Linked DNA regions of Homo sapiens: regions 1, 3, 4 and 5 are each linked to region 2. A link is a loop called in an ENCODE intact Hi-C map of the cell type or tissue named here. Cell type or tissue: heart left ventricle. All regions are shown on one strand.

Region 1 (5,000 bases), 210 kb before region 2:
TAGTAGAGATGGGGTTTCACCATGTTGCCCAGGCTGGTCTTGAACTGCTGACCTCAAGAGATCCGCCCACCTTGGCCTCCCAAAGTTCTGGGATTACTGGCGTGAGCCAGTGCACCCGGCCACTTTTACTAAATTTTTAAAACATTTTTATACATGTAGATCTACTTCATTCATTTAATGATCTTACGGTAATCTATCAAATGAATGTGCCAATTTGTTTATTTCCCTGTTGGTAAACATTTAGATTGTTTCCAATCTTTTGCTGTTATAAACAGTGTTACAGTGTACATCCTTGTATATATCTTCTTGTGTGCCCATATGAGGGTTCTCTGAATAATATACTTGCAAATGGAATTGTTTAGACAACCAAGTAGTGTAGTTCTACTGATTGCCAAGTTGATTTCCAGATTGTTTCTATTCTCATCAGCAGTGTCTGATATTTGCTGTTTTTCACATCCTTGCTGATACCTAGTATTTTTAGTCTTCTTAATTTTTGCCATGGTGGGTATTAGTGATTACTCATGACATTAAACATCTTTCCATATGTTTGATGACCATTGGAATTTTCTTTTCTCTGAATTATTTATTCATGTCATTTGCCCATTTTTTCTGTTGAGTTTCTGTGTTTCTCTTATTGAGTTCAAGAAGTTTTTTCTGATTTCCCAGTCTCTAATCCTTTGCTAATTTTATGTGTTGGAGGTACTTTCTTCCAATTTATTATGGCACATCATTTAACTTGGCTTTTAGTGACTTCTGTTTTAGTTTACCATTCTTTAAGGCTTAAGTGTGTGTGTGTGTGTGTGTGTGTGTGTGTGTGTGTGTGTGTCTTATTTCCTTTCCTATTTTAATGGAATAAAGGACATTCTCTTTTATATATAAATTTTATAGTTCAGCTTCTTACATTTAGGCTTTTAATCCATCTGGAGTTAATTTTTGCAAGCTGATCAAAAGAAGGATTTTTATCTTCCACATGATGGCCAGTGGTCCATGTGGCATTTTATTATCCATTCCTCACTGATTTTTAATGCCATACTGCCATATACTAAACTCCCAAATATACATGACTCTGTGGGTTCCATTCTCTTCCTTTGGTTGTCTTTCCCTATATCCATACCACATATTTTAATTAATACAGCTTTTCAATAGATTTATTATTTGGAAAAAGAATCCTCCCTCCTTATTCTTTTTCTTTAAAATGCTTTGGCTATTTTTAGTGTCCTACATCTCCTAGTATTCCACATGAATTTGGAGATCACATTCTCAAGTTTCTTTAAAAGATACAAACTCTCTGGAATTTTGATTTATGAATACATTGAATTTATAGACTAATTCAGAGAGAACTGACATCTCTGTAGTGTTGATTCTTCTCTTTCAGGAAAATGTATGCCTTTTAAACTGCCTTTTCTGCTCTTTGGTGAGGTTTTATAGCTTTTATATAAGGTTCCTGCACATATTAAATTTGTTCATAGTTACTTTATAGTTTTTGTTAATATTGTACAAGGAGATTTCTCAAGATGACCTTTCTATATTGATTGCTGCTGCTGTTTTAAAATGTTACTGATTTTTGTACATTGTTTTCTATGGAGCAACCAGGAAGAATTCTCTTAAAATTCAATTTCTAGATTTTTATGACAATAAGAAGAATGGCAGTTTTATTTTAATTCCAATCTTGTAGTTTTTTCTTTCTTATTGGATGTCTAGGATCTCTAAGGTATTGGCGAATAGAAGCAGTGACAGTATGACTTCTAACCTTGTTCCTGATTTAAAAGGGAACATATCTAATATTTTACATTAAATATGGTATTTATCATAGGATTTTGGTAGATAATTTTTATTAAGAAAATGTTATCCCCCGTTTGAATAAGAGTGTTTTGTTTTTGTCATGATTCGGTGCTGTATTTTGCCAAATGCTTTTCCTGCATTTATTGAGACTATCATGTTTTTTTCCTTTGTTCTGTTAAACTGTTAATGTGTTATTTGTTCTAATAAACATTTTTTCTAACCTGTTAATCTTTTCAAAAAAGCTACAGTGGAGTTTGTGAAATCTCTCTTTGCTGTCATTTCTGTACTTTTTTCCTTTTTTCTCCCTAGCCTAACTGATACTTCTTTTTTTACTAATTAGAGATTTTGTTTATTAATTTTTATTAATATTTCACAAGTTGATTTGTAATGTTTTCATTGTCATTTTCAATTTTTTAATAATTATACTTGATCAAGTTCTAGTTTGTATTGTTAGTATGTATGTATATAAGTTAGCTTTTCTCCAGTGTGTATACCTAATTCAGGTGTGTAACATTTTTTTAAAATAAATAAATGAAAAAAATGAGTGAATTTGGTCCAGTTAGAACTCCCAAATGATCTACTATATGACTAGAAAGTCAGCTATTTGCATATTGTACTGTAAAATATCATACTAATAAGGTATAAATTCATTATTTATCATATGAGTTTTTTCATCCTCAATGGGATCTTCCCACTCCACAAATAAGATTGGTGAATAAAAATATTTATCTTTTTTATTTCCTAGATTACTCAGAAGTATCAACTTCATGAAGTCACCGCTTATCTATTGGAAAAGAAAGGAGATATTCATGGTGCCTTCCTAATAATGTTAGAGGTAACACTTTACTATGTTTCTTTCATCATATTTCTGTCTATTCCTCTATTCATTCATGAATCCATCTTAATTATGTTTCAAAGCCAGTTGCAGACCGTAATATATTTTACCCCTGAATATTTTTATCATGCATAGCATTAACTAGAGTTTAATATTTCTTTGTGGTACTTTTTTAAAAGGTAAAATGTACAACAGTAAAAAAAAGTCATAAATGTACTATTTGATGAGTTTTTGACAAGTATTTTTATATATATACCACAATCTGTTTGCCCATTCCTCCTTCAGGGGACACCTGGGCTGCTTTACCTTTTGGTTGTTGTGAACAGTGCTGCTGTGAACATGGGTGTACAAACGCCTTTGAGTTCTTGCTTTTATTTCTTTGGGATATATACCCAGAAGTAGAATTGTTGGATCAAATAGCAATTCTATTTTTAATTTTTTGAGGAATTGCCCTACTGTTTTCCATAGCAGCTATGCCACTTTACATCGCTACCAGCAACACTCAGGGGTTCCAGTTTCTCCGCATTCTTGCTAACACTTTCTGTTTTCTTGATAGTAGCCATCCTGATGGGTGAAGTGACGTAGCAGTTTTGTTTTGTTGTGTTTTTTAATATTGTCGTGTGGCTAGGAATAGATTAGGGATATCATATTTATATTTTAAAATGTTCCATATTGGCTTCTCGTTTCTTTCTAGCCATATGATTCTAAAATAAGCCAGGAAGAATCATCCACAGAGGCTTTGTGTAGGCTCTTAATCTCTTTTAATCTGTAAATTACTCCTATACCTCTTTCTTTTTCTTGCAATTTATTTGTTGACAATACCATGAACCTAGTATTAAGGAATAAATAAGAGTATTTCTGACATTGATGAGAGGAGAAACAGGAGATCTCTGTGGGGCATGAGGCCATCATTCATAAAGGTTTAGGAATACAAAGCAAAGAAGTATGGATGACCAAGAGAGTGCCAGCAGCTTCACTAGGGCTCCGCTGTGTAATATATAGGCAGGTCAGGCGAGAAACAACGGCTAGGTCCAGATTTGGACAGATTTTGTTGGACACGCTAAAGAATTGTAGCTAGTCTTCTTGTCACACAGGATCAAATAAAGGTTTTTAAGCAAGAAACGGATTTGATGTTTGTTTCATAAAGACTACGCTGGTGACTGTTGGGGGATGGAAGGCAGGATACAGAGAAGAGGGAGGTAAAACAAAGCAGACAATACTTGGGAGGCCATTGCAATGGTACAGGTATGAGTCTATGAGAGCTTGAACTGGGTGTGTCAGTGGCAATGGAGAGAAGAGGGATAGATTTGAGAAGTTATTGATCATTTGCATATGGTATGAGGTAACTGAGAGGAAGTAGTTGATGATTTTAGCTTATAAGCTTTTTACTCATAACCCAGTATATTACACCCCTTTTACTCACAACCCAGTATATTAGTCTCTTCTGTGTTGCTCTAGAGGAATACTTGAGGCTGGGTAATTTTTAAGGAAAAGAAGTTTATTTGGCTCACAGTTCTGCAGGCTGTGTTAGCATCTAGCATCTGCTTCTGGTGAGGACCTCAGGAAGCCAGGGTAAAGGAGAGCTGACGTGTCACATGGCATGAGAGGGAGCAAGAGTGGGGTTGGGGGAGGAGTGCCATGCTCTTTTAAACATCCAGCTCTCATGTAAACTGATAGAGGGAGACGTCACTCATTACCACAGAGGGGCGCACCAAGCCATTCGTGACAGATCCACTCCCATGACCCAGACACCTTTCACTGAGTCCCACCTTCCAATATTGGGAATCACATTTCAACATGAGATTTGGAGGAATCAAATATCCAAACTATATCACCCAATATGAATTGGATTCCCTTATCCAAAGTGACTGTGGTGGGATGACAGAAGCAGAGGTGGGCAAAATGAGTGCTACTTGATCTTTGGGTCCCTTTTCATACTGCTAGCTGTACTTTCTATAAACAGAAGAGTTTACTTCTGACTGACACTAAAGGACTGTTCTTAATAACCTTGTAGTTTTGAGGGGTTTACCTTTAAAATATGTTAATTCAAGTATTGGGTGGGTAGAACTATAAAGTGTTCCTTTTTAACTCCTATGTTCTTTTTATCTCCTAGAGACTACAAAGCAAACTTCAAGAGGTAACACATCAAGGTGAAAGTAAGTTCTTGAAAATAATTACAACATTTTTCATCCTTGGACCCCATGTTTTAAAAGATGTTTAATAAATTGCATTTATTATGTAATAATTACACTTGCATATATGCATAATTACTGTTTATTCATTTTAACATGGATCCAAATTTTAGCTAATTTTCAAGAGTTCACAACAGGAAATCATAGAAACCATTGTGGCTTTGTGATGTTAATTTTCGGTGGAGTTAAAT
Region 2 (5,000 bases):
GGTGAAACCCCCATCTCTAAAAATACAAAAATTAGCTGGGCATGGTGGCGCACACCTATAGTCCCAGCTGCTCAGGAGGCTGAGGCAGGAGAATCACTTTAACCCAGGAGGCGGAGGTTGCAGTGAGCCGAGATTGCGCCACTGCACTCCAGCCTGGCAACAGAGCAAGACTCCGTCTCAAAACAAAAACAAAATCAAAAACAAAACAAAAAACAAATAAACAAACAAAAAACTTGGGTTTATCTCTGTGTGTCCTTGGAAAAGTAATCTTTCTGTGCTTCAGTTTCCTCATCTGTAAAACGGTGATAATAATACTGGAATGCCTACTGCATAGGGGTATTGTGAGAATTAAATGAGTTAATACAAGCAGAATATTTAGAATGCTGCTCTGCAATATTAGGGGTGGTGTATGTTTTTTCAATGATAAATACAGTGATCCACAGATGATGAACTTGATGGGTGGACAGAGAGAGTGTGCTGTCCTGTTCTGATTTTAGGAAAACAAAAGAAAAAAGGACAATTATTATTATGCATATACACATATTTTAAGGTATATTAAAGATGCATTTTGTGTCTGTCTCTTTCTCTCGTCTGTCTCTCTTTAACCCAAAAACGGTGTGGTTTTACACATTTGGCAATTATGGCTCCAAATATTCTACTAACTAGAGGCACAAAAACAAACAGCTCTGGGGCATCAGAGCAAGACCACTCCCCAAATTGCCCCTTTCGCTTAAGCCAGCCTCTAGCCTTGGAATCTGGCTAGCACTGCCAGGTTGCCTAAGTCCACAAGCAGTAAAAGAGGGCCCTAGTATGCTGGGGTTATTTATCTTGGTGTTGTCCTCTGGCCCAGCCCTGCCCAGGAACAGGAGACAGACGGCCACACAGAGCCTTGCCTCTGATAACTGGGGGGTGGAGAGGTTGAGAAACAACGCTTCACTCAGCAACTTCCTGCTCCCTCCGAGGAAGAAGAAAGGGGTGTCTGTGCTAGAGCCACTCCCTTGCCAGCAGCCCAGCAGAACAGCTGCTGATCCTCTGCATCCCCACGTCCCGGCGGAGGCCCTGGGAAGTGGGAACATCAGCTGGAGAGAAAAGGAGAAAGCAGTACATTGAGTGTTGCTTAGGCCGCCTGCTTCGCTTTCTTCTCTCGCTCTCCCCAGAGACAATCTCGTGGCCTGTGTTTCCCCGCAGGCAGGCCCCAGCGCCCTCAAGCCCAGATGTCTGCTGTCCACGCTCTTCTGACTTCCGGAAAGCTAACATCTCAGATTCCCTCTCCCTGAAGGACCTTTGGGAAGTCCCAACCCCCACCCCAGGCTCTTCACTCCCCCCGGGTCTGCTTCTCATTCTCTCAGATAGATTTATAACTTATGTAAATAAATGTACATGATTAGCCAAGTGATTATGTAAATGGCGCCTTCCTTTTCTCGTCCCAATTCTGGTGACAATAATGATTAAAAGATGGAAAATAGAGTCAACATGTAAAAGGTAAAGAAGCTGGAATTTAATCTGAAAAAGCAAGTGTAATGCCTATTTCACGGCAAGGTTCCATTTGCACAAAGGATAAAATAAAAGAGGTCACTGACTCTCAAATTTCCATGAAAGCTCTAAAACGGTAGCAAATCAGGTAAAATCTGACTACCTATATTCACTGATTTTCTCATTAAAATTAGTGGCTCTTAGGAAATGGCCAGGTAGACTAATTGCTATACTGTATGAATGGCTCGTACTATGATTACAGTGATATACAGTATATAGCATACACTCAAAAAAATCCCTGAATTTACTAATAGACAAAATATCTGTGTAGAAAGAGCCACAAATCCAACTGTTAAATTATTATTTTTAAAATTCTTGCCCATATTTTAAAGAATTAATAAAGCTAGCTTTTCAGGAACCATGTAAGAATAAGCAATTGGATTTTAAAAATTGAAATGGTATTATTATGCTCACTCTTGTAGGCTGAACAAGAGCTACAAAAAATTGTGTACATCTTACATAATATTTTAACTCTGGGAAGCCAAGTACATAATGATCATGAAAATCTACTAATTTCAAATGCTGCTGCAGCTGAAATTCTATCTCCAATTTCCACCGACTCACATTGCCTATTATTTATGAAACTGACCCGCATCCCACCCATGCACAAGTTCCAGGAGCCTACAGAACATTTTGTCTAAAGTAATAAAAACAATATTAGAGAACCGCTATTGAACATAGAAATTATATTCTATTACTTAGTTAATAGTTGACCCCGAACTCAGAATTTTTAAGAAAACTTCTCAACAGCACCATCTGGTGGGCAGTGCAGCAAAAACACAAAACAAAACACAGCAAGACGAAACCCACACTCCATACTTTGAGTTCTTGGAAGTGATTATCAATTGCGCTTCATTAAGTTTGTTTTATTTTCCAACGTAGAGTCTACATTATGAGATGTTTCCGAGGGCCAGTTGGGTAACTGACAATTTAGTGGTATGGCCAAGACGTTTTCTGTAACAGTTCATATTTCAAATACTCATACATTCTAATAACAAATATTCTTGAGTTTTATATTCTTTGTTATGTAATATTATTGTCTCGAAAAAGTGGATTTGTAAATTGTACAATGAAATGTAATTTGATTTTTAATTCCTTTAAATTTTTTTTTTTGAGGCAGAATCCAGGCTGGAGTGCAGAGGCATGATCTTGGCTCATGGCAACCTCCACCTCCTGGGTTCAAGCAATTCTCCTGCCTCAGCCTCCTGAGTAGCTGGGACTATGAGATTTTTTTTTAATGTAAGTCACAAATCATCAAACTTTTTTTGGATCATTTGTTCTATAATTAGGGGTGGGTAGACAAGGCGAAAGTTAGGTTACCAATGGAAATTTGGCTTTTACATTTCTTACGTTAAGCTGTGCCAGGTAGTTTTGAGGCAGATGATGGATGAGCAATCTTTCTACGGCCTTCCTTCAGTGTTCTAACATAGCCTGGGCTAATCTCCAGCATGCAGAACACAAGGTGGGATCTTTTAGAATGGCTAGTCTAAGACAAGGTATAAACTAAGATTTTTATTTCTTCAACAAATATATTGAGCATCTCCGATGTCCAGGCACTGGTCTAGGTTCCAGACACAACAACAAACAAAACACCAAAAATGACTGCTTGTAAGGAGTTGATATTTTAGAGGGGGAAGCATAGAAAGTATTGTCAGACAGTAACTGTGCTATGAAGAAAATGCAAGATCAAGGAGACAGGGAATATTGGGGAAGGGAATGGTTGCTGTTGATACGGAATCATCAGAGAAAGCCCTTCTAACAAGGTGACTTCAAAGCAGAAGGAAAGAAGTGAGGCAGAAATCTGTGCAATAGCTGAGGGAAGTGAGTTTCAGGTAGACAGAATAGGAGGTGCAAAGGCCCTGGGGTGGGAGTTTGCTTGGCATGTTCAGAAAATACCAAGGAAGCCACGTTGGCTTGGACAGAGAATGAGCAAAACATTCAGAAGGTGAGGTCAGGGAGCTAATGGGGTTAGATCATGTAGGGTCTTGTAGCATTGTAAAGGCTGGTTTTTACTCTAAATAAGATAGAAAACCACGGACTATTTTGAATACAAGAGCTATTCTGGCTGTTGTGTTGATATGGTTGTAGTAAAACAAGGGCTGAAGCAGGGAGTCCAGTTAAGACACCATTGCCTCAGAGGAGAGGCAATAATAGGTTGGACCCAGTGATAGCAGAGAAGGCAGTGATAAATAGTTGTATTCTGAATATATTTGCTGGTAGAGCCACCGAGATTTACTGATGGATTAGATGCGGAGAGTGAGATAAAGAGAAGAGCTGAGGATGACACTAAGGTGTATGTCCTGAGCAAATGGCAGAATGGAGCTATCACTTACGGAGAATGGGGCAGATTTACAGAAGTCTGTTTTGGGGGAGGACTGGAAGGGGGATGGAGAATATCAGGAGCTCAATTTGAACATGTTAAGTCTTAGATATCCACTAGACATCCTAACATAAATGTCAAATAGACAAACAAGGGAGAGGTCTAGGCTGAAGGTACGAATTTAGGAGTTCTCTGTGTACAGATGATATTGAAAACCACGAAACTAAATGAGATCACTGAGACAGCAGGTATGGAGCATGAAAAAAAGAGATTCAAGGCCTGGGCCCTGGGCTCTCCACTATTTAGAGGTGGGGGAGATAGACAACCAGTAATGGAAACTGAGCAGGAGACCAACGAGGTGGAAGAAATAAAGAGGCTGGTGAAGTCCTGGAATCAGGCAAAGCAAGCTTTGTAAGGAAGAGGGAATGATCGATGAGCTAAGTGAGATGAAAACCAGGAATTGATCACTGGATTCAGCAATAAAAGTGTCACTGGTTGGCCATGCGCGGTGGCTCACTCCTGTAATCCCAGCACTTTGGGAGGCCGAGGCAGGTGGATCACGAGATTAGGAGTTCAAGATCAGCCTGGCCAAGATGGTGAAACCCCATCTCTACTAAAAATTAGCTGGGCATGGTGGTGAGTGCCTGTAATCCCAGCACTTTGGGAGGCCGAGGCGGGTGGATCACGTGGTTAGGAGTTCAAGATCAACCCGGCCAAGATGGTGAAACCCAGTCTTTACTAAAAATTAGCCAGGCATGGTGGTGAGCGCCTGTAATCCCAGCTACTTGGGAGGCTGAGGCAGAGAACTGCTTGAACCCGGGAGGCAGAGGTTGCAGTGAGCCAAGATTGTGCCACTGCACTCCAGCCTGGGTGACAGAGCAAGACTCTGTCTAAAAAATAATAAAAAAAAAAGTGTCACTGGTGGACTTGACAAAGGCAGTATTGGTAGAGTGGTGGTGATCAAAACCTGACTGGAGTAGGTTTAAGGAAGAATGAGAGGAAAAGATAGGAAACAATGAGAAAAATCAGTAGAGAAGTTTTGCTGTGAAGAAGAAGCAAGCTGGTAGCTGGAAGGGGAAATGGGATCAAATTTTTTTAATAGAAAAAGGATTTTTAAACAAGATTTTATTTAAGATGGAAGAAAGTA
Region 3 (5,000 bases), 130 kb before region 2:
CCCCCAAGCTGTTGCCTTTCAAAGCAGGTTGGGCAAGGAATACCAATCCTGTGTGGGAACAGTATGTGGGTTTCAAAGACTTTAAACCAATTGGGGGACATTTTCTTTTGTGAGGGAGCAAAAACAGGTGACCAACACCAAACAGAAGATACTTAGGTTCCCTCATCTAATGACACAGCCTTCACCTAGTGCTAACCTTATGATGGCACCACACAGGATCCCGGTAGGCACTCGGGCAGATGTAGCATCAGCCCCTACAGACACAGACCAGGCAACCCAGGGTGTCCGCGAGCAGCCCATGAAACCGTATACATTCAGAGCACCTTATGTTTGTCACTAACATGTCATAGTGGGCTTTAGGGTTAGACCTGTTATCAAGAGTTACCCTGTCTCTTACAAGCTGTATTTTAATATGTCTAAACTTCAGTTTCCTCACAGGTAAATTAGAGAAAATAATTTCTCCTTCATTGGGCTAATGTATACATTAAACACAAACGCAGCTAGCAGAAGGCCAGAGACTAATGGACAACAGGAAATGAGCTTTCTCCATTTCCCTTCCCAGCCCTTCCCTCACAAGAAAGAGCCTTGTAAGGTAGGCTGTGCAGAGATTTCCCTGTTTGTAGTTGAGACAACTGATATGAGGGATATCAACACAACTAATTAGTGTCAGAGCCAAGTTCAGACTTTTTTCTGTGATGGCAGAAGGCATTCGTGAACGCCTAGTGTGTACCCAAAACTGTCATGACATTGTATGTGAAATGTCTCACTGCAGAATGAAGCTTAGTTCTTAACACTGGGCTTTGGTCTAGGCTTCCAAAGTCATTTTTAAGCAGAACACTAGTAGCTATATTTATTTCCATTAGCTGCTCTCTCGTTCTCTCTCATGGGTCTTTTGTTTATACTTTATAGAATGATGGGATGAGTTTTGAAATTAAAGCAGAATCATGAAGGATCCCCAGAAGGAGGGCAGGTGTCCGTCAGTTTCACAGGAGCTTGATTAGGCAAATTGACCCAGGCAAGTCCTACACTGCTCCTCACACAACCTTTTGGGTCCCTTGAAAGTGACTTTCGGCTGGGCACAGTGGCTCACACCTATAATCCCAGCACTTTGGAAGGCCGAGGCAGGCGGATCACCAGAGGTCAGGAGTTCAAGACCAGCCTGACTAATATGATGAAACCCCGTCTCTACTAAAAATACAAAAATTAGCTGGGCATGGTGGCATGCATCTGTAATCCCAGCTACTTGGGAGGCTGAGACAGGAGAATCACTTGAACCCAGGAGGCAGAGGTTGCAGTGAGCTGATATCGTGCCACTGCACTCCAGCCTGGGCAACAAGAGTGAAACTCCGTCTCAAAAAAAGAAAGAAAGTGACTTTCGTCAGGCTTCTTCCAGACTGCTGCCGAGAGAATGGCAGACGAAAGGCATCTCTGGAACTGGACTGTCCCAATTCAGATCTGGGCTCCACCACCAACCAGAGTGACCTTGGCATATCACTGAATCCCAGGACCTGAGTTTCTTCACCTGTAAAATAACAATAAGAAAAGTACCTACCTCGTAGGGTTTTTGAGATCATTAAATGAGATGATCCATGCTAAGTACCTGTAACAGTGACTGGCACATGGTTATTACACGATCGATAAAGTGAGCCGCTGCAGCAGGGGAGGGAGGGTTGTCGCATCTGAGAAAACGTAAACCAGTGTTTTTCCCCTGTGCTGTGAACGGTCACCATGTTGTTTCTTTTTAATTGTGGTATCGAAGGGCTTGGGTTTTTAAGGTTATTTTTCACTGAGCCTTTCAGTCTGTCTCTGTGGCCTCAAGCACTCGCCTCCCTTAGAACTGCTCATTCTAGGGTCATGACTACTACTCTAAATGAATCTCCTGCAGAGACTTTCTGCCACATTTTCCCCTCCTCTCTCTAGGCAGCTTAGCAACTTGTCTGCCTGTTGTAGTATTTCATTACCTAATTCATTATTAGCTGGGACCTACTGAGAGTTTTGAGGCATTGGAGAATGAGGGTCTATGAAGAGTCAGGTTCAATCTGAGAGCAAACTGTGTTGTGGATGGGAATTTAGAAAAGGTATTTCCTGGTTGCAGAGGGGAAGGAGGTGTGTGGCTTTTCCTTTATCTCTGAAGCCAAACTTTGATTTAGGCAAAACTTTTAACTATTAAGGACCTCCAGTGTGAAACAGCTTAGGTGGTGGCAAAAGACTGGCTGAGGCTATAAGAGATACAAGGAAAGATTTGAAAGTGAGGTGGAGGGCAGGCAGGGAGAAAAGGTGGAAATATGCTTCTCAGTCCACTCGTCCTACTCCATCTCCACCTTCATTGCCACCAGTGTCAATACAAAGTGGCCCGTGTCTCTCGCAAACTAGGTTTGATCTTCTCATGTGTTAGTGTAGAAAGATAATTAGGAAAGGAAGTGTTAGGGTTTTGATTTCAGGATCTTAGTAATTGTAGAGAGTAAGAAACGAACAAGCCGAGCTCAGGCTTCTGTGACTGTCCGTGTCTTCAAGTATGATTTGGAAGGCTTCGTGTCCAGTATCCCTAGGAGTAGTACCATCCCTGTTCTTGAGAACTTGCCCTGTAGGGTGGCAGTGGATCATGGTTGTTTTCCTATATCAGAGCTTGATATGTTTGTTAAGAGGTCTGTGACCGGGCACGGTGACTCATGCCTGTAATCCCAGCACTTTGGGAGGCCGAGGCAGGTGGACCACCTGAGGTCAGGAATTCAAGACCAGCCTGACCAACATGGTGAAACCCCATCTCTACTAAAAACACAAAAACTAGCCGAGCATGGTGGTACATGCCTATAATCTCTCCTACTCAGCTGAGGTAGTAGAATTGCTTGAACCTGGGACGCTGAGGTTTCAGTGAGCTGAGATCACGCCACTGCACTCCAGCCTGGGTGACAGAGCAAGACTCCGTCTAAAAAAAAAAAAAAAAAAAAGAGGTCTGTGGATCCTGAAAGCCCTGATTTGTTTTCTTCCTTCCAGCGGATGTAGTTACTGCTCCCACTTCCACATCTGTGAGTCACTGAGCTTTGCAATGTGCTGGCACCCCATGTTAGCCCAACACCCCTCTCCCTGGGGCTCTCAGAGATCATCAGGACCTCGTTTTCCACAGGATTTCCTTTAATGCTGAGTACTACAAGGTCATTTCCAGGGTTGCCACTGTTTCTTCCTCTCGTATTCACTACAGTTTAATTTTTAGCTCTTAACACTGGACTTTGTTACATGGGAAGAAAGAAATTTGCTCTAACAGACAGCAGCAAATGCATTTTTCCTTCTCTTCCAGTTGGAAAATCACTCCTAACCAGTTTTATCCTTGGGGAGGTTTAGTGGTCTGAGAATACTTTTATGTTTTTGGAGTGAACAGAGATTATGTTCATATTTGGTTGCTTCCCCTTTATTTTTTGTCTGACCTTAATTTGGCATCTGTAGACGGAAACTGTTACTTATCTTCAGGGCTGCCATGTATCTTTGTGACATTGCCCCTAATTTGCTTCTGAATATGCAGTAAAAGATAAAAGCCATGATTAGGCTCAGTAAACATTACTGTTTTTCTTGAAACTTTCATGCCCTAAATGCCTGTTAATCTCATGGTGCCCACCTCTTCCCTGGATGGTGGAGTGTGGCCTGAGGTGGCATTGCCCTTTGATCAATTGGAACAAAGACTCAGAGGAGAGATGTGACCTCCTCAGGTTATACAGGGAGCTGGTAACAGGATTGGAGCCCATGTTTCCTGATTTCATCCCATTGTTCTTTCTAGGGGGACACTTCTCTCTGGGAGTATAAACAACACAATCGCAGTAATTACTGCCATTGATTGAACATCAAATAGATGCCAAGCCCATACATTATGTCTAATTTTCATAACAATTCTGCAAAGTAGAGTTTTACAGATAAAGAAACTGAGACTGAGAGAAGCTAAATTCCTTGCCCAGAGCCACTCACCTAGTCTTGGGCAGAGTCCAGATTGAGCCCAAGTGTGTCAGAGCCCTGCCCTGTGTTCTTACTGCATGGCGAGGGTTGGTCACAACGCCAGTGATAAATAGTAAGAAATCAGAAATCTGCATGCCGGCCCTCCCATCCCTTCATTTGATCAGCAGATGATGACTCTGTGGCTGCTCTGTGCAAGCACAGTACTGGGCACTGGTGAGCAAGACAGAGGGAGCTGACCTTAGCAGCTCTCATTTCCATAAAGTTTTCCCTCTCACACTCGGCATACCCTCTCCTGCACATCCCCCAACCTCCTTCATTACCCAGTTTTGCCTGTGCACGTTGCTCTGATGTCCCCTTCCTTTCTGTTTCTGTAGCCACATCAGGACGAGGGCCACATGATGTTGCTTCTTGGAGACTGGCTCTGTGCGCAGTACCTGCGGGCCTTCCTGTGCTCTCTAGTTAGTAGCGCTCAGTGAGAACTTGCAGAGTCCCGTGCATCTGCTACGTGTTCTGTGTGCATTACCTTCTTGAATCTTCATAGCCACTTTATGTGATGTAGCTATAGTCATTATCCCCATGTGAGCAAAAACAAACAAACAAGCAAAAAGTACCCAACTCGGAGAACTTGCCTAAGATTATGCTGCTAGTAATTGCTAAAGCCAGGGTTTGGGCTTAGGCTGATGAACTCTGCAGTGCAGGCTCTTACCCACCAACCTGTGCAGTGCAGACGCTTGGGACAGGTTCATGATATAGGGCAAAGAAAAACGTCCTTTTACCAATCTTATACATAAACAAAAACACTTCTGAAATCAACTTTTAACTATGGGTATCTCTGAATTGTAAGAAAAGCTAGCGTATACTGAGCCCTCGCCTGGTACTAGGCAGGCGACACTTTAAATATATATCTCATTTAATTTTTGGTAATCTCAAAAGGTAAGCATTACCCCTTCCTTCCCACAGGTGAGGCAATTGAGGCTTAGAGAAGTGAGGTGACTTGCCTAAAGTTACATAGCAGGTTACTGTCAGAACTAGTATCCAGATTCTCCTCTGACTCCAAA
Region 4 (5,000 bases), 220 kb before region 2:
TTGATTCCTCTGATAATAAGATAAACCAGTCTGCATTGGTGACGTGTGTGGGGATTTTTCCCCACACACCAATCAAGCAGTTCTCTAGTGGGCACCAACTGGGTAGCCTACAATTTCACTCATTTCTGACACTATGTATCTGGAGTTACTGTCAGATCCTTGCCAACTGAAGAATCACAAGGTTCATAAATTTTGAAAGGAGAGCTTTATTTCAGATAAAGAGTTGCAACCTGCAAGGTGGCCATTCTACGGGCTGGGAAGTGTAGCCTCTGGCAGAAGCTGAAAATAAGCAGTTCAAGGGAGGGGTAAAGGGAATAGTAATTTACGCTGAGTAGAGTAGCTAAGTATATATATTCAGTAACCTATAGGAAGAGTCATGAATATTTATGAAAGGAGAAATAAGCACATGCACAATCAAGCTTCACGCCTTTTTGTGGGACCCGTGTTCAAAATATGGCAGCATTAGCACAATCCAAATGGGCTGTTTTCAGCCCTCTGATGTCAAAAGGTGAAGCAGATGACACGAAAACCCTCACTGCATGTCCTCTGCCATTCGGCAAAACAGTTGTGGAGGTGGTGTTTAGTGTTTAGGAAAGGATGTGTTGTGAAACTGGTGAGCTGTCACATTGAAACAGCAGAGGAGGAGCAAGAGTCTGGTCACAACCTCAGACAGTTGGCTAAAGGCAATGAAAGAATGAGCCATATGTTTTTTGTTTTCCAGAGCTGTTTTCTGTTTACTCCTTAGGAAAGAATTCTGGTTAAAGGTTAATAAGGGAGGGGCCTACTGAGGCATGTCAGACCTGCCATCCTGTCATGGCTGGGAACTCAATTTTTAAGATGGGGTCTGTTACCAAACTGAACCTGGGTCCACTTACCTGGTGCAGTAAAGCCAAACACCCACATTGAGGTTTGCAGTGAGAGAACGGAGGGCATTTATTTGCAGGGCACCAAGCAAGGAGAATTGGCAGTTCATGCTTAAGACCAGACATCCCTGATGGCTTACAGGAAGAGTTTTTAAAGGCAGGGGAACATTTCAGGAAAGCAGAAATTACAGGCCAAATTGCAAATCACTACATGGAGGTTTTATACATTGATTTGGCTTAAAAAGGTGGGATATCTTGAAGTGGGGGTCCTATATGGCATAGGTGGATTCAGAGATTCTTTGATTTGCAGTTGGTTAAGGAAGCAAGGCTTTGCCTGAGAACTTGGGGTCAGCAGAAGGAATATTAAGGTTTGGCTTGTGGGCGTGACTCTCTTCAGACCCTTTAGGAAGCAATCTAGAGCAAACAACAGCAGACAGAGCTCAGTCCTCAGGGGCCCCCTTATCTGAGTTCTGCATGACAGTGGTTGGCATTTTCCATCTGGTTGTGGTGCAGGTTTCAGAAAAACAACTCAGGGACATATGTTAAGATGTTATCTTTAATTTCTACAGGGAATCAAACATCTTGTGGCTCTAACCTACTTGGGTGGCTATTGTTGTAAGCTGTTTCTTTGTTATCAGGTTGCTCATTTACTTCTAAAGACTAGCTAGATGCCTGGAATTTCCCTCGAAGAGATTCAAGATTTTTCCTTATTTTCATGCTTGAAGGAGGGAAAGGTGTGTGGCAGGCTGCTAAGAGAGGCCCCTGCTCCATCTCAGTTTCATTAAGTTGGTTGGGGAGCTTAGGATTTTCCTTTTATTTCTCTTCCCACAGGCTTAGTCCCACAAAACTAGCCCCTACTTCAGGTGCCGAGCATAAGCCCCAGGCTGTAACCTGTGCTTCTGACCAACTAGGACTTTAAATCAGGATACCCTTGACCCTCCTCCGCAGGTTCCATTAATTTGCTAGAGCAGCTCACACAATTCAGGGAACACCTTACTTACATTTACTGGTTTATAATAAAGGATATTACAAAGGATATAGGGGAACAGCCACATAGAAGAAATGAATAGGGAGAGGTTTGTGGGAAGGGCCAGGGAGCTTCCATGCTCTCTCAGTGCACACTGCCCTCCAGGACCCTCCACATGTTCAGTGATCCAGAAACTCCCTGAACTTAGTCCTTGGGGTTTTTATGGAGGCTTTATTATGTAGACGTGATTGATTACATCGTTGGCCATTGGTGATCAAGTCAATCTTCAGCCACTCTTCCCTCTCCAGAGGTGTCAGGGCTGGGGTGGGACTGAAAGTTCCAGCTCTCTAATCACATGGTTGGCCCTCCTGACAACCAACCAGCCCTTATCCTGAGGCTGGCCAGGAGCCTCCAGCCCTCAGTCATCTCACTAGTATGTAAGAAGATAACACTTTGGAAAGCTTAAGGATTTTAGGAGCTGTGTGCTTATTATATCACAATATTATATTCCCACATAGAGAACTGCCGTGTCCCTAGATTTATCATGGGCTGCTTCTAATTTCTCCATGTAGGACTTTCCGATAGGATTTATTCCTAATTATCTCTGACTTTATAGCCCTAGTCCCTGTAGTTTTCAGCCCTCTATTCTTCGTTTTTGTGGGCGAAAGATTACCTAGGTGCCGAGGCAAGAGACTGAAGGCACAAACTGTTTCAGTATAATAAAGAAAATAGTTAAAATAAGAATAGTTATAATACAAATTAGATATAGAGATGATCATGGACAATTATCAATCATTATTATAAACATTAATCATTAGCTTTTAATATTACTCTTTGTTGCTTTACTAATATAACCTAGGAATAACCGGTGGGTATAGGGTCAGGTGTTGACGGGATATTGTGAGAAGTGACCTAGAAGGCAAGAGGTGAGCCTTCTGTCACGCCCACATAAGGGCCGCTTGAGGGCTCTTTGGTCAAGTGGTAACGCCAGTGTCTGTGAAGGCACCTGTTACTTAGCAGACCGCGAAAGGGAGTCTCCTTTCCTTGGAGGAGTCAGGGAACACTCTGCTCCACCAGCTTCTTGTGGAAGGCTGGATATTATCTAGGCCTGCCCGCAGTCATCTGGAGGCCTAAACCCCTCCCTGTGGTGCTGTGCTTCAGTGGTCACTCTCCTTGTCCACTTTCATGTTCCTCCCGTACTCCTGGTTCCTCTTTGAAGTTCGTAGTAGATAGCAGTAGAAGAAATAGTGAAAGTCTTAAAGTATTTGATCTTTCTTATAAGTGCATAGAAGAAAACGCTGACATATGCTGCCTTCTCTATCTCTGCGGTGGCTACCTAAAAGGGAAGGGCCCCCTGTCCCATGATCATGTGACTTGCTTCACCTTATCACTTAGAAGATTCATCCTCCTTACCCTGCGCCCCCTCGTCTTGTATGCAATAAATATCAGCACGCCCAGTCGTTTGAGGCCACTGCTGGTCTCCGCGTCTTGGTGGTAGTGGTTCCCCGGGCCCAGCTATTGTCTCTTTATCTCTTTGTCTTGTGTCTTTATTTATTACAATCTCTTGTCTCTGCACACAGGGAGAACACCTGCTAAGCCCCGTAGGACTGGACCCTACACGTTTTCCTCTGTTTGAAGGCAGTCCAATGTACTGTCTACATTCATTTCAGTTCAGTTCAATATATATTTACATCAGATTACTGAGCACTATTTATTATGTCTTAATGATGGGTAAACAATTATGAATGCAATACCATGGACTTTACAATGTGGTTGGGGACACACATACTTAAACATGATTTTCAAGTTGTGGGTGAGAACTAAGGTGGTGGTATACATAGGGAATGGCCAGTCACTGAACAAACTTCTGTATTAAAGGCAGTTATAAGATACAAAAAAAAAAAAGAACACTCTTTCTTTGGAATTTATAGCCAATTTGAGGAGATACTGAATTAGCCCATCAGCAAGTATTGAAAGTTCCAAGCAGCAGAATTTTTTTAGTTTATCGTTTACCCACCTCTGGTATCACAAAGCTCTTAAATTAGGGAAAATGCCCTGTGTCTAAATACAGTCTCTTTTTCTTTGACCCAAGCTTCTTATTAGTAAAAGTAGAAGCACTACTTACCATCACTTATGAATAATCACAAAATCCAAATTGTTCTTTCTGGAGTCCAGAGAGTCCCACCCTGTGGCTATTGATGTACTGTACATGGTTACAAGTGTGCCTGCAGACTGTCTCAGCTCTTGGGACAACCAGAGTCCCTTGTGAGCAATCTTACTTCACTACAGTGGACCAAACAAATATCTTATTTTCTGTGTGCCACAATATGAGAAAACCTGGAAACTACTTCTTTAGACCATGTGCTTTAACCTTTCTTCAGAACTGGGCTAGTTTTCCAAGCAATCATTGTTGTATCTTATTAACCGTATTCCAGTTATTTATATAATAATGAGCTTTAGTTGAGGAATTCCGAAGAGAAGATAGGACTCTCAGAAGGAACTAAGTTCTTTTGAAGCTAGAGAGAGGATGATTCTTAGGTCTCCAATGAACAGTTGATTTCCTAAGCAGCTACTTTCGGCCATCAGTAGTTGAGTGCTTGAGTGGCCAGTATGATGCAGTTAATACTCTACTTCCAAAACTTTTGTGTAGGCATTGTGAATAGCGGGCTATGTGAGTAGCTGGTGTACTAGGCAAATGAACCCATAAATATTGTGTATTTTAGTATTACTCCTTTATTTATTATAACAATAACCAAAAAAATTAGTCCTCACTATGTGCAAGACATTGGTTAGCTTCAAAAATTTACTACTGAGAAGATACCTGGTACCTACCCCTCACAGAATTTATAGTGTTTTAGAGAAGATAGATAATTAAAGAAGTCATTGCAATGTGATATGATTGGTGCTATGAAGAATATAAAGAAGAAACACTTACTGAGATTGGAAGATGGTTATATATAGTTACTTAGAGATCAAAGTATTAGGACTAAATTGGGTGGCTCTTGTTTCTTTTAGAATAAAACACAACTTTTGGTATGATTTAGAAGAGTTTCAACTGAATGTTACTTCCTTAATTATTCAACATAACCTGAGTAATATTACAACTTACAATGCCTCTTATGTAATGTACAGTTTGCTCAAGTAACCTAAATAACATTGAGACTTTCAAT
Region 5 (5,000 bases), 300 kb before region 2:
GGAGATGGGACTCATATCCAGGTCTTTCTGACTTCAAAGCCCAGTTCTTAGCTAATCATTGTATTATACTGTTATTTTAAGAGCAAGCACAGGGAGAAGATGAGTGAGAAGGGGTGATGTTAATAAATCACCAAGAATGAGAATTACAGCAAGCATCTAAACTGTTTAATACTTAACTGTGTGGCAGACACTGTTACAGACCCTTTATGCATATTTATTAACTCATTTAATTCTTATCATAACTCTGTAAGGTGGCTACTGTTACTATTCACATTTGTAAATGATGCCGAGGCACAGAGAGGTTAAATTATTTGTTCCAGGTCACAAAGCTAATAAATGAGAGAGCTAGAATTTGAATTCAAGCAGTGGGCTTCAGGGTTTACATCCAGACTGCCACACTATACCACAGAACAATGCTCCTCATTTTGACTCCATTTTCATGACCACAGAGAATGGTTTTAAAGTGGAAAAGTCCAGATAAGTGTATTAAAAAACTGAAGCCGACCATATGTAATGTGTAATATCATTATGATTGTTCAACTCTCAAGACCCAGTAGAATTATAACCCATGATACTGTTGAAACAATCTGGGCCAACATGAATAATTTGCAAGTAACTTTGCGTCAATTTTCAAATAAGGCATTCTTGATTAAGTGTGGAGTATATACAGGGAGACACAATTTATTCCATTCAGGAGGACAGTTTTCTCTGGAAAACGTGACCTTCAGTGCATTAGGATAGGTGAAGTGCATGCACCGTCAGCCACAAATCCGTTGTTTTGTTTAATCATATTTAATCATAAAATAATTATATAGGTTGACTTTTAAAGTGTTTTTTTTTTTTAAGTAGAGTGGACTTTGGAGACTATCTGCTGACATCCCCAGTGTGAATTGTGAAGGTTTTCCTTGAATTCATCTCAAAACAACCATGTTAAACTCATATAATTACCTTTTTGAAAGGAATATAAAGATAGTATATTCCTGGAATGCCTGTGACGTAACATAATTGATTTCATTAAAGCATTTGCCTAATTTTTCCATTATCTTTGTGGCTGGAATAGATTAGTAAATAGTAAATAGATTTGCAGCTAGATAAATATTTCTACCCAAAAATATTCTTTGGTGGCTTAGTATTAATTACATCCTAGGACTCTTTCATACCCAAGTTTTTATCATTGATTTGGGTGAAGATTTAGTGACTGGCCTGTCAAATCTAGGTAGCGCCAAGAATCAAGGTTCAAAGTGATCTTGACAAGAAAGTGCAATCAAAATCATCATGAGTTGAAATTTAATGAAGATTAACATCAAGACTTAGATTCATTAGATTGAAATAATCAAATTACGTGAGTACTGGATTGGGAAGATCTAGGTGGACAGGGTTTTAGTTGACCATAAACTTAGTATGAGCCAATTGTGTGTTAAGACTCAGATACAGGAAAGTACTGGTACTACTGGGCTGCCTGTTTGAAATAAAACTGCTAAGGCATTTTGTAGGCTGTTGATAAACTCAGCCACATCCCACAACTGAGATGGTGGAAGGTTTTAAAAACAACAGTTAAAAAAAATACTGGGTTGTTTAATCTGAGGAGAAAGTAAGTGGAGACATCCCTGCCTAGAGATGGTAGAAGGCTGTCCTATGGGATTAGCCGTATTGCTCCAGAGGGAAGGCCTAGTATATAGTGGGTGGAAATCAGGAGATGTATTTCAGTTTAAAATGACCTACTTATGATGTAACAGCTCTTGGATTTATGCATCTCTTATTATGGAATGTATTCAGATAAAGGCAGGATGACCAACTGATGGAAGTGTTTTTAAAACTTTTTTTTTTTTTTTTTTTTTGCTCAGTGGGAAGGTCTCAGATTCTGTATCTGTCTCAAGAAGCTATTATTGGAGACATAAGTAACCTCTAATTCGGTTAGTTGAAATTCCTATTAAGACTGATCTCTGTCACAGTCAAAATACTGAGAATTTGTGTTTTACCAGCAGGTGGCACCTCCTGCCTGCTGCCTCAATTTTAATCTTTACCCTTGGTGAGGAACCTCACCTTTTCCTTAGAGTCAGAATATGTAAGGCTATTCACTATTTTTGCTTTTCTCCAAAGATCAATCAATATTTGTCCTGTCTTAGTTATAGAAAATAACTTTTGGATCTTGTCACATTTTGGACAGGTTGTGGCTTTTATTTATCTGAGAAAAGATTTCAACCTATAATTATAATTTATTTGTATCATAATTATTATGGTAGGATAAAAAGGAATTACAGTGTTTTCTGTCTCATACATCTTGAGACTTGCCTTTTCTTCTGGCTTTCCTCATATGCGTTTATATATGTTCAAGTGTTTCCCACCCTAAAACTAAGTCAAGCAGCAAACAAATTCTTTTGTTTGCCTCACGCCGTCTCTAATATCCTATGCTTTCTTGTTCACCCATTCTTTATAGAGCCAGACATCTTACAAGAGCTGTCTCTGGCCAGGGATGATGGCTCACACCTACAATCTCAGCATTTTGGGAGGCTGAGGCGGGTGGATCACTTGAGCTCAGGAGTTTGAGACAGCCTTGGCAACATAGTGAAACCTTGTCTCTACAAAAAAAAAAAAAAAAAATTAGCTGGGAATGGTGGTGCACAGCTATAGTCCCAGCTACTCTGGAGGCTGAGGTGGGAGGTTCACTTGAGCCCGGGAGGTTGAGGTTGCACTGAGCCAAGATCACGGCACTGCACTCCAACCTGGGTGACAGAGCAAGACCCTGTCTCAAAAAAAAAAAAAAGAGTTGTCTCCATTTCCTTACCTCCTTCTCATCCCTTAACCTATTCCATGTCTATAAATTCTGTGGACCCTTTTATTTCTCATCTTACTGGTCCTCAGCAGCATTCAGCACATGAAGACTTCTTGAAATAGTCTGTCCATTTTTGGCTTCCCTGATATCATGCATTCCAGTTTTTTCCCTACCTCTCTGACTGCTTATTGATTCTCTTTGTTTATTCTTCTTCCTTTTCTTTACTTAACCAAGAAATGTTAGGATTCTTCACAATACCCTTCTATTTTTATATCAATGTTTGTCAAGATGTCTGTGTACCATTTACTTCAAAATCATTTGAAGATATTTGTTAAAAATGCTTTTTTTTTTTTAATTTCCCAGGCCTACTGAATCAGACTCTCTGGGATTGGTGACCAGGATTTGTAGTCAGCTTTCAAGATGTCCCTTAAGCACATTAAAGTTTACAAATCACTGCTTTACATTCTTCCCTAGGTGATATAGGCACATGGCTATCTAACCAGTGTTAACAACCTAGATTGCTCTTCTGAATTCTGAGGTCTATAGAGTAAGTTGCCCATTTACATTTCTGCTTGGATGTTTTGTAGGTACCTCAGACTCTGTTTCCTCACAAAGCCTTTTCTGAGGATTCCTGTGTTAGTGAGTGGATCCACCATGCACCTAATGCAAATTGGGTGATTCTTGTCTTTTACTTGTTCCTGGCTATTCTGCCTCCTGACAGTTTCTCTCATCTGTTTCCACCATGCTGTTAATTCTGCCACTATCCTAGTCTAAGTGCCCATCATTTCCCTCTTGGTATATTATAGAATTCTCCAAATCGATCTCTTTGTACACATTCTTACTGTACTTCATTTCATTTTCTACACAGCAGCCAAAGAGAAATGTATATCAAATCTAGATATGATGCTTTCCTAATTTTAAAATATTTTAAGGACTTCCTATTGTTTCTGAGGTAGAGACTAAATTCCCTAACATTTTCTAAGGCTCTGCATGGTCTACGCTTGCCTAACTGCTCCTAATTCTCTGTATTGCTGTTATACTAGAGTTCTTTCCAGTGTCTTAACATCCCTGTTCTCTCTTTACCCAGAGCCTTTGTGCACAGTGTTCTCTCTGCATAAAAAATCCTTTCTCATTTCTTTGTAGCTCAACTAGCTCTGTTTATTTTCAGGTCTCAGTGTAATTGTCCCCCAGATTAACTCAGATCCATTTCTTTCTAAAATACTATGCACTGAAGTCACTCATTCAATGTCAGTTTTCTGCAGCTAGCCTATGTATGTTTAGGGACCTGTGTAAGTTTAGGAACATGTCTGTTTTTTGTCATTGCCGTATGCCCAGCATCTGGTTCAGTGTCCTTGATAAATAGTTGTTGAGAGAATTTTTAAAAATATATGAACTTATGTTGTAGAGCTTGCTTTGAAAGCATGCTTTCAATTTAAGAGGTTTGAGCTAAGAACCAAATGTAGGACTTAGTATTTGCAACACATATGTCATAATGATGGCTCATGTGGTGTGCTGTATGCCTGATGGCTATCTTATTTAGTCCTTATAACGTACTTGAGGAGTGCTTATTATTTACCTCCATTTTCCAGAGGAAATAGACACACAAAGGGGTTGAGTAACTTGCCCAATATCATTGAACCGGTGAATAGAACCACCATAGATACACACCCAGGCTGCCTGGCTCAGGAGCCTCGACCCTGTACTGTACTATGTTTCATCCCACAGTTTATTCTTTGATAATCTCAGACCAATGTGTTGTTATGTAACTCACTTTGAAACAGAGAGGACTAAGTAATTTATGAGTTTTGGGAGGATATTGAAATATATGAAAAAGAAAATACAAATGAATTTTAGCATAACCATGGTAAATATACCTGAACAATTGACTGATTTGAGTTGCTAGCAGTGTTTTCAAACTAAGAAACCACTGCTAATCAGTTAACTGTGGAAACAGTATTTTGGGTTATTTTATTTTGCTATGCTTAATATATGTGTTTTTATTTGTTTTTGAAACAACGTAGAGGTATAAATAATGAGGCATTTTAATGCTGTAATGTGAATCAAGCTTAAAGGATTTGAAAAATAATATAATTTTAAAAGACCCTTTTTTTTTTTGAGATGGAGTCTCACTCTTGTCCTCCAGATTGGAGTGCAGTGGCATGATCTCGGCTCACTGCAACCTCTGCCTCCCGGGTTCAAGCTATTTTCCTGCCTCAGCCTCCTGAGC

The links. Peaks named below come from ENCODE experiments on the same cell type or tissue, not always from the same donor. Only the 100,000 strongest peaks of a DNase experiment are listed, where the experiment ranks them.
Region 1: a loop joins it to region 2, with 2.7 times the contacts of the local background. A loop is called at or near these places in 7 of 110 quality-filtered maps.
Region 3: a loop joins it to region 2, with 2.0 times the contacts of the local background. A loop is called at or near these places in 2 of 110 quality-filtered maps.
Region 4: it touches region 2 in a loop (2.1-fold over the local background); 5 of 110 quality-filtered maps call a loop at or near these places.
Region 5: it touches region 2 in a loop (19-fold over the local background); 86 of 110 quality-filtered maps call a loop at or near these places.

What each region holds. Positions count from the first base shown.
Region 1 is chr3:184,961,941-184,966,940 of GRCh38, forward strand. It overlaps VPS8 (VPS8 subunit of CORVET complex), which reads left to right. Exons shown (of 48, transcript NM_001009921.3): 38 at 2,528-2,617; 39 at 4,731-4,773. Among named protein-coding and RNA genes, the nearest start is that of VPS8, 150 kb to the left of the region's middle. In heart left ventricle, no CTCF peak of the experiment used is centred here; no DNase peak of the experiment used is centred here.
Region 2 is chr3:185,174,667-185,179,666 of GRCh38, forward strand. EHHADH-AS1 (EHHADH antisense RNA 1) reads left to right here. Exons shown (of 7, transcript NR_038990.1): 2 at 2,654-2,772. Among named protein-coding and RNA genes, the nearest start is that of EHHADH-AS1, 14 kb to the left of the region's middle. RefSeq lists enhancers at 544-1,068, 815-1,109, 1,069-1,593. In heart left ventricle, a CTCF peak has its summit at 2,298 (motif pointing left); a DNase peak (open chromatin) is centred at 1,075; H3K4me3 peaks cover 451 bases; H3K27ac peaks cover 1,178 bases.
Region 3 is chr3:185,042,838-185,047,837 of GRCh38, forward strand. The region is part of intron 46 of VPS8 (VPS8 subunit of CORVET complex); the gene reads left to right. Among named protein-coding and RNA genes, the nearest start is that of C3orf70, 110 kb to the right of the region's middle. In heart left ventricle, no CTCF peak of the experiment used is centred here; no DNase peak of the experiment used is centred here; H3K27ac peaks cover 1,363 bases.
Region 4 is chr3:184,952,245-184,957,244 of GRCh38, forward strand. All of the region lies in intron 36 of VPS8 (VPS8 subunit of CORVET complex), which reads left to right. Among named protein-coding and RNA genes, the nearest start is that of VPS8, 140 kb to the left of the region's middle. In heart left ventricle, no CTCF peak of the experiment used is centred here; a DNase peak (open chromatin) is centred at 2,217; H3K27ac peaks cover 715 bases.
Region 5 is chr3:184,873,240-184,878,239 of GRCh38, forward strand. All of the region lies in intron 21 of VPS8 (VPS8 subunit of CORVET complex), which reads left to right. Among named protein-coding and RNA genes, the nearest start is that of VPS8, 64 kb to the left of the region's middle. In heart left ventricle, a CTCF peak has its summit at 1,983 (motif pointing right); no DNase peak of the experiment used is centred here.